Regions from separate parts of the Mus musculus genome. Here region 1 is linked to region 2. A link is a contact called in ENCODE Hi-C data. All regions are on one chromosome and are shown on one strand. Each heading gives the region's core, a stretch centred on a gene start or an enhancer-like site at or near the end of the contact. The rest is flanking DNA. Distances are from core to core; before and after follow the strand shown.

Evidence for each region. Hi-C counts contacts between places; a loop is a spot of excess contacts on that map.
Region 1: a map of left cerebral cortex shows a loop between it and region 2 (2.9-fold over the local background). The contact joins the promoter of Ltb4r2 here to the promoter of Sdr39u1 in region 2. A Hi-C loop is called at or near these places in 6 of 37 maps with a recorded cell type or tissue (heart and left cerebral cortex).

What each region holds. Positions count from the first base shown.
Region 1 is chr14:55,759,439-55,763,388 of GRCm38, reverse strand. It overlaps Ltb4r2 (leukotriene B4 receptor 2), which reads right to left and starts at 1,961. Exons shown (of 2, transcript NM_020490.2): 1 at 1,845-1,961; 2 at 160-1,481. The coding sequence starts at 1,465. The coding sequence ends at 383.
Region 2 is chr14:55,898,056-55,902,269 of GRCm38, reverse strand. It overlaps Sdr39u1 (short chain dehydrogenase/reductase family 39U, member 1), which reads left to right and starts at 2,038. Exons shown (of 6, transcript NM_001082975.1): 1 at 2,038-2,080; 2 at 2,350-2,456; 3 at 2,541-2,623; 4 at 2,965-3,086; 5 at 3,884-4,027. The coding sequence starts at 2,065. It overlaps Khnyn (KH and NYN domain containing), which reads right to left. Exons shown (of 8, transcript NM_027143.3): 8 at 3,490-4,214.

The DNA.
Region 1 (3,950 bases), core at 712-3,211, 140 kb after region 2:
GAGGCAGGACAGAAAGCCGCTGAAGGCTGACACCATCCAGTCCTGACCTGTCTTGGTAGAGCTTGAGAGAGCTTCAGTACACTCCAGGAGCACACTTAAGCCATCAGCGAATGGCTTCCCAGGGTATTTCACAAGAATAGCTACTGGCAACGTGTAAATAGTGTTGGTACACGGATCCAGGCTGTACTGTAAGCACAAATTTTGAACATAGGCCACAGTCACCCTCACAATGCCATGGTTTGGAGGAATCAGGTTCAGATAGAGAAATCCTTATTCAGCCAAACTCAAACTGCAATCAGAGAAGGGTCCTCAAGTACTCCAGAGCTCTGGGAACACAATGAAAAGTGGTAGGGGAGCCCCAAGGTGGGGTTTAGGGTCTTGTCTACCATTCTTGACTGTCTTTCTCCGTCTTGCCCCCATCTCCGCCTCCAGGGTCTCCATTGCCCCTGCCCTGCCCCATTACTTTCAGCTTAGGAGTAGTTCGGAGTTCCATGGTACCCTCCCTAGAGCGGCTGCCCCCTCGGGCCTCCCCAGAGCCCTCGAAGAGTCGAGTAAGGAACCGAGGCCCGGCCCGCGGCAGCAAATCCCCCGCAGTGAAGACATAGAGCACTGGGTTGACGCTGGAACTGAAGAAAGCCAAGGCTGTAGTTCCAGCGCGCGCCGCCTGGCCCGCCCCGCCGAGCCTGGCCAGGGGTCCTTCCGGCGGAGCGAGCGCGGCCACCGCCTGTAGGAGATTGACCGCGTGGTAGGGAGCCCAGAGCAAGCCAAAGGCCAGCACGATGGCGCTCACCAGACGACCCACCCGTGTGCCTTGTCGCCCCGAGCCCCAGCGCGCTCCTCGCAACCGCGCCAGCGTCACGCCATAGCAGCCGAGCACGGTCCCAAAAGGCAAGACGAAGGCAGTCAGGGTCTCCAGGCTCAGATGAGCAGCTGCGTGCACTGGCGATGGGTGGCACAGCTGACACACGCGCCCGCCCCAGAGGTGGCGGTAGACCGCGGCCGGGACGGCGAGCACCAGGGCGGCCAGCCAGACCCCCAGCAGCAAGCGGCGGGCCAGGGCCGGGCTGCGCAGTCGGGGAGCCAGGAAGGGCCGAGTGACAGCCAGGCAGCGCTGCAGGCTGAGCAGGCCGGTGAGCAGCACGCTGGCGTACATGCTGAGCGCGCACACGTAGTACACCGCCTTGCAGCCCACCTGGCCCAAGGGCCAAGCCTCTTGGCTGAGGAAAGCCACAAAGAGCGGCGTGAGCAGCAGCACCGCGCCGTCGGCCAGGGCCAGGTGCAGCACAAGTGTGGCCGCCAGTGGCCGGCCCGCCGTGGGCCGCCAGCCCGCTAAGCTCCATACTACGAAGCCATTGCCTGGCAGTCCCAGCAACGCCGCCAGCAGTAGAAAGGCAGTGCCGGTGGCCCGCGAGCCCTTCCAGCTCAGTAGTGTCTCATTCCCAGGCGGACGGTAGCAGACAGACATCCTTCTAGGGGGAGAGCTGCAAGAATCCAGGGAAGGGGACATTCAGGATTGGGGCAAAAGCCCACACGACCTCTGATGCTAGATGAGAAGGAGCGTGCCTCCCCCAAGTTCTCGTCACCTTGCCTCTCTTCTCTCCAAGAAACCAATTCAAACAGCTCCTTAGAACCTGTGGCTTCTGTCCTCAGTCAAACCTTCCCACCTTGGTATGTTCCCAGAGGTCGCTGGTACCAAGGCACTGGTGTTCCCCAGTTCCGTTGTAGACAGTCACTGTCTCCACTTCTGGCCTTCTGCATACCTGCCTCTGTATCTAATCTCAGTCTTTGTATCTCAGGGCTAAGGTGGCTGTAAGGAGTAAAGGAGAATGGGCAGATCTACTTACCCGCTGGGAGAGAACAGCATTGGGGGGCGCAGAGAGATTTAGGAAGGTGACAGGTGAAGCCAGCTGCTGTGGATGAGGTGCCTAATCCTGCCCCGTGCCTGTCACATTTGCGGAGAGGATGAGTCAAGAATGGAGAGGGACAAGATGGTGCTCACCCTGGGCCCTCCTTCATCCTACTCCTTCCCATCACTGACAGGCCCAGGCATGTGGAGGCCAGCCTCCCCAGGAAGCAGGATAAGGCTGAGGTGCAGAGAAGGCTCAGCCTGCGGAGAAGAGCAGTTGTACCTGCTAACGACTGCTCCCACATCTCCCCACCTCTGGCCCCAGTCCTTTCAGCCCACCTCCTGCAATGTTTATGTTCTATCTAGCCTCCATGGCTTGCAGGCAACAGAGAAGTAACCCAAACAAGGCGCTCTCCCAGCTGCTCTCCTTTTGCTTGTTTCAACCTTCCGTTCCTGCGGAGTGTCCTCTTCTGCTTCAGTTTCTTTGGGGGCCTGTCAGAGCCCCTCCACCCTACAGCTATTACTCAGTTGCCGGTGACATTTCAGTGTAATACATGATGCTCAGGCCTAAGGCTATGCATTTGGGTAATAAGAGCTTACAACCTGGTTTAGGGGTGGAGATCATAACACTGGGGAGGGACGGAACATATTAAGATCAGGAAGAAAAAAAAAAAAAGATCAGGAAGAAGGCTGAAGAAATGGCTCAGTGGCTAAGAACATTTGCTGCTCAGCCAGAGGACCTGGGTTTGTTTTCCAGCACCGTGTTAGGCAGCTCATAACTATTTGGAATTCTAGCTCAATAGATTCTAACACTGACTCTGACCTCCACCTCTCTCTCTCTCTCTCTCTCTCTCTCTGTGTGTGTGTGTGTGTGTGTGTGTGTGTGTGTGTGTGTGTGTGTGTCACACACACCAGGAAGAGGAGAACAATCCAATGCATTGCTCCCCATGACTAGCCATCAGGACCCTGAGGTATACAGAATACCTAAGGCAGAATAAAACTAGGGCATGCCCATTGAGGGAGGATTGCCCTAGAGGTGTTATACCCCTATAATTTGCCCTTGATTGGTGCCTGAAGTGGCCCTGGCTGGGGCTCCAGCTGGCATGAGAAATGAAGCTGGCTAGGTCACAAAGCTGTCCAGGCACTTTGTGTTTCTCAGGTGTAAAGGGCTGCAATATATGTGCCGCCACTAGATGGTGCTAAACCTCTTTGTGCGCAGCTGCGAGAACACAGCCAGCCAAAGCCACCAGTCCGTCTCCGGGGCTTTTGCCCAACCCCTGGGGGCTTTAACCTATCCCCAGGGTGCATGAGGATCATGGGTGTTGCTACCAGTCCTAGTTTAGACACGTCACCAAAAGTATTTAAGCCACACACTTTCTGAGCCTTCTTTGTCTACCTCACTATGTTTAAGAAGTAAAAGTTAACCGTGGAAGAACCTGGTGTGTCCTGTGTTTATTTCCCGCGGGACGGGGATAAGCTCGGGATACTCAGGACTCAAGAAGCTAGGGAACTAGGAGAGCCTTGGAGGCTCCCAGTCAGGAGAACAGGGACTGTGCTCAGTTAAGGGGTTTACTAACAGTAAATCTCAGTTTCTGTGCAATTATCCATCGTGGCTACAGTTAACATCAGACATGAAACCTTGGCCATCACAACTAAAATTCTTAGACTGAGGAGAGGCTCAGTCCTTGCTATACAAGTGTGAGGACCTGTATTCGGCACCCAGAAACCATCTTAAAGGGGTACATGGGTTGTAATCCTGGTGTTGGCAGATGGAAACAAGTGGGTTTCTAGGGCTCACTGGCCAATGATCCTAACCAGCACAGCAATTTCCAGGCCTATTGAAGACCTTGTCTAAAAGAAAGAAAGAAAGAAAGAAAGAAAGAAAGAAAGAAAGAAAGAAAGAAAGAAAGAAAGAAAGAAAGAAAGAAAGAAAGAAAGGAAGGGAGAGAGAGAGAGAGAGAGAGAGAGAGAAGGGAGGGAGGGAGGGAGGAAGGAAGGAAGGAAGGAGGAAGGAAGGAAGAAAGAAAGAAAGAAAGAAAGAGAGAGAGAGAGAAGGGAGGGAGGGAGGGAGGAAGGAAGGAAGGAGGAAGGAAGGAAGGAAGGA
Region 2 (4,214 bases), core at 789-3,288:
AGGAGAGGGAAATTCAGGATTGGGTTGGGGAGGGGCAGGGGAGATGGCCCGATGACCATGAGAATGAACGGAAATCTGCAACTAATCGGGGGAACGTAGTGGCCATCTTCAGGAAGAAACAGAAACCTGGGATAAGGGAGGTGCCCAAGAATGAATAGGGGCATCCTGAACACTGGGGATATGGAGCCTGGAGAGGCTGCCTGCTATGGCCAGGCAGGAACTCTGGTGGAGCAATAAGGACACCAACCCACCCACAAAACTTTTGACCCAAAATTTACCCTGTCTACAAGAAATGTAGAGGGCTGGTGAGATGGCTCAGTGGGTAAGAGCACCCGACTGCTCTTCCGAAGGTCCAGAGTTCAAATCCCAGCAACCACATGGTGGCTCACAACCATCCGTAACAAGATCTGACTCCCTCTTCTGGAGTGTTTGAAGACAGCTACAGTGTACTTACATATAATAAATAAATAAATCTTTAAAAAAAAAAAAAAAAAAAAAAAGAAATGTAGAGATTGGGGATGGAGCAGAGATTGAGAGAACAGCCAATCAGTAACTGGCCCAACTTGAGACACATACCATGGGCAAGCACCAATCCCTGACACTATTGATACTCTGTTATGCTTGCAGACAGGAGTCTAGCATGGCTGTCCTCTGAGAGTCTCCACCCAGCAGATGACTCAGACAGATAAAGACACCCACAGCCAAACAGTAGATGGAGCTGGGGACTCTTATGGAAGAATGTGAGGAAGAATTGCAGCCCCTAAGGGGATAGCAACTTCACAGGAAGACCAATCGAATCAACTAACCTGGACCTTTGGGGCTCTCAGAGACTTAACTACCACCAAAGAACATACATGGGCTGGACCTAGTCCTCCCTGCACATAGGTAGCAGATGTACAGCTTGGTCTTCCTGTGGGTCCCACATAACTGGAGTGGGGGCTATCCCAAAGGCTGTTGCCTGTGTGTGGGATATGTTTTTCTAGCTTGGCAGCCTTGTCTGGCCTCAGTGGGAAAGGATATGCACCAGACACCAAACTTGGTTCTTAAAGTCCCAGAAGACAGTGTGGTTTCTACTCAAGGCAAAAATGCAGCGTTTCTTGTTTGGTTTCAGACCAGGATTATGCCCAGGGACTGAGGCAAATATTTTACATTTTTACATGTTTACAAAGCAGACATGGCCTCCAGATTCTCCCATCATCCCTCAGACCCTACCTGGCATACCTTGCCTCCAACCTTGAAGTTTCCAGACCAGGGGCCTGGCTGCCCTTCCTCAAGAGGCTCTTCCCTATAAAATTCAGACATTTTGTGCTCTCTCCCTACCCCCTCCCCCATCTCTCCTTCTCCCACCCCGTGTCTCTCTCTGCTCGGTCGCCCTTTCTCTCTTTCTCCTCTCCCCCACTCCTCTCCATGGTGAGTCCCCTGGCCTTAATCCTTGGGGCCAGTTAACTCCCAATAAACCTGCCTTTAATGTAAACTAGTCTGGCTTGAATCGGCTCATTTCACCAGCGGTAGAGAAATGCCTATCATTTCTAAAAGGAAGGGAGAAAGAACAGTAATTTTGGCTGGGCGATCAATCAAAATGATCTACAACTGGGCATTAGACTTGGTGAACTATGTGTTCCTGGAGGGCCCTGAAACGGATGAACTGGGAAGCAGGGCACGGGTGGGATGCACGCTTGTGAGAGCCTTAGCTGCGGAAGCAAGGACAAGAGTGCGCACATGAACTGGAGAAGAAACTCTGACACCCTCGAGTCCTGACAGAAGGAGGCAGAACAGTGAGAAAAGATGAAGAAGAATTCCACAGTGCCCGCCCCCTCCCCACGCCCAGCGCTTCGCGGTCTAGAGTTGTTCTTTAGGAGCGGATCCTTTCTGCACTTCGTCCTCCATCTCTTTTGCGTCATCCACCCCTCTTCCCAGAGAAATTTATGGTCCTTCGCTATTACTATAACTCCTTCCGGGTCGGGGGAGGGTGGGGCACACCTAGTACTGAGATTCGCGTGAGGTGAGGCTCGTAGTCGCGTCCGGTGTTTAAATCTCGCGCAGGCGTGCTAGCTCCCTGTCGCTATGCGGGTGCTTGTAGGTGAGGGAGGGCAGAGTGGCGGGCCGGCTTAGGCTGTAGCCGAGAGCTGAGAAAACAGGCCCACAGGGTGCAGTCTCCTAAGCAGGCAACCTAGCCTTGGTTTCCCAGCCCCAAAAGCTGAATCTGTGCGACCCTGTGACTTTTGTCACCTCTGCATCGCGGGGTGGGTTGGAGAGGCCTGATGTCAGATGGGGACCGCACCCAAAGGGGCCGCCAGCAGATGACCTACCGCCACCCCGCTGAGTAAACAGTTTGTGCTCCCCCATCAGGTGGCGGGACGGGATTCATTGGGACAGCCGTAACCCAGCTGCTGAGAGGCAGGGGCCACGAAGTTAAATTGGTCTCCAGACAGCCTGGCCCGGGTCGAATCACGTGGGTAGGTCGAGCTTCTGGAAGGTGGGTGGGAGGGCAATTTGCGCGGGAAGGACAGTACCAGCCGGCACTGTACTTTCTCCCACAGAGTGAACTCAGTGAGTCGGGGCTGCCCCTCTGCGATGTTGTCATCAACCTGGCTGGAGAGAATATCCTCAACCCTCTGCGAAGGTCAACAGGGCCATAAAGCAGTTATCACCTGTACAGGGGGGAGAGAGGGTCGATGCCTGTGACCCGTGCATGGTAGACATAAACTTGTGCAAGTGTCCCCTTAAGCCTTTGGAGCCTGTTATATATCAGCGTCTACTAAAGCCCAGTGTTGTGGATAAAGAGATATAGCCCATGCCTATTGGGGGCCGGGGGAGAGAGTCCTATCTTCTTAGCCACCCCGAGCTATGCATTAAGACAGGCTTAGGACAACAGACTTACTGGGAGGGGAGCCGGATGAGTGGGGAGGATATGGTCTAGGTGCATGTCTGCACTTTTGACCTTTTCTTTCATTTTCTCTGCAGATGGAATGAAACCTTCCAAAAAGAGGTTCTTACGAGCCGCTTGGATACTACCCACTTGCTAGCCAAAGCCATCACCGAAACTGCGCACCCACCTCAGGCTTGGATTCTAGTCACAGGTGTAGGTACGCTCCCAAATCACCAGCCTCTTACATTAACGGAGCCAGGGAGAACAGAGCAAGCAGTTGAGGCACTTGGGGCTTGCACCCGAATCACAGGTCCTTCCCAGGGTCACTGCCTAGGCCTCCAGCCTTGCAGGTTCTTCCTGACCCAGATCTGTACTGTCACAGTCTGGTCTTTATGGGTGTGGAAAGGCAGAATGGGGGTGTGGGGTACTTGGCTAGAGAGCCTTTATTGGGAGCCCTCAGAGAAAGAGGTGTGGTACGGGTCCTAGTGCGCACAGAAGGCATCTCCCCACTCCCACACCCCTTGCTTTTTTGCACTGCAGTTCTTTATGAAGAGCTCCCTTTGTTGTGTCTCCTTTGAGACCACACAATTGCAAACAATTAAAATGAGTAGTAGCCACCATACTATTATATACATATTATTTAATCCTTACAACTTTATGAGGTAGGTACAGTTACTCCCATACTGAGGATGCAGATTTTTTTCATACGGAGAAGTAACTTGCCAAAAAAAAAAAAAGTCACAGATGTCAAGAATGGTCCAGTTCAAGCAGCTTAGCACCTACGTTTCTGTCCCTACCCACTACAAGCTAGCGGCCTCTGGACACAGCCTGACAGCCAAAAGCTAGATGTTCAGGCATGGACACACAGAGAAGCTCAAGGGGGAAACAGTTATGGTTCTTTCTTCTCCTGTGGAAACCCAAAGGGCAGAGGAGACTGAGGCTAAGGAGCCTTGCACTACAAAGGGCCCAGCAGGCCAGGGACCGCCAGAGCAAACAAACGCTCTTCCATGACAGCTTACTACCAGCCAAGCCTGACTAAGGAGTATGATGAAGACAGCCCAGGAGGGAATTTTGACTTTTTCTCCAACCTGGTAACCAAATGGGAAGCAGCAGCCAGGCTTCCTGGAGAGTCTACACGCCAGGTCGTGGTACGTTCAGGTGAGGACCAAGGGCCTGGGAATCAGGCAACATGGACGATTCCTGGGCTGAGCTTGCAGGGAGAGGACACTATTACTTTAGCTAGCAGAGGGAAAAATCCCCAAAAGACCCACAGCCCTCAACGCTGCCCACTCCACGTGCACACGGGAAGACCATAAGGGAGAAGGGAAAGCAGAGTAGTGCAAAT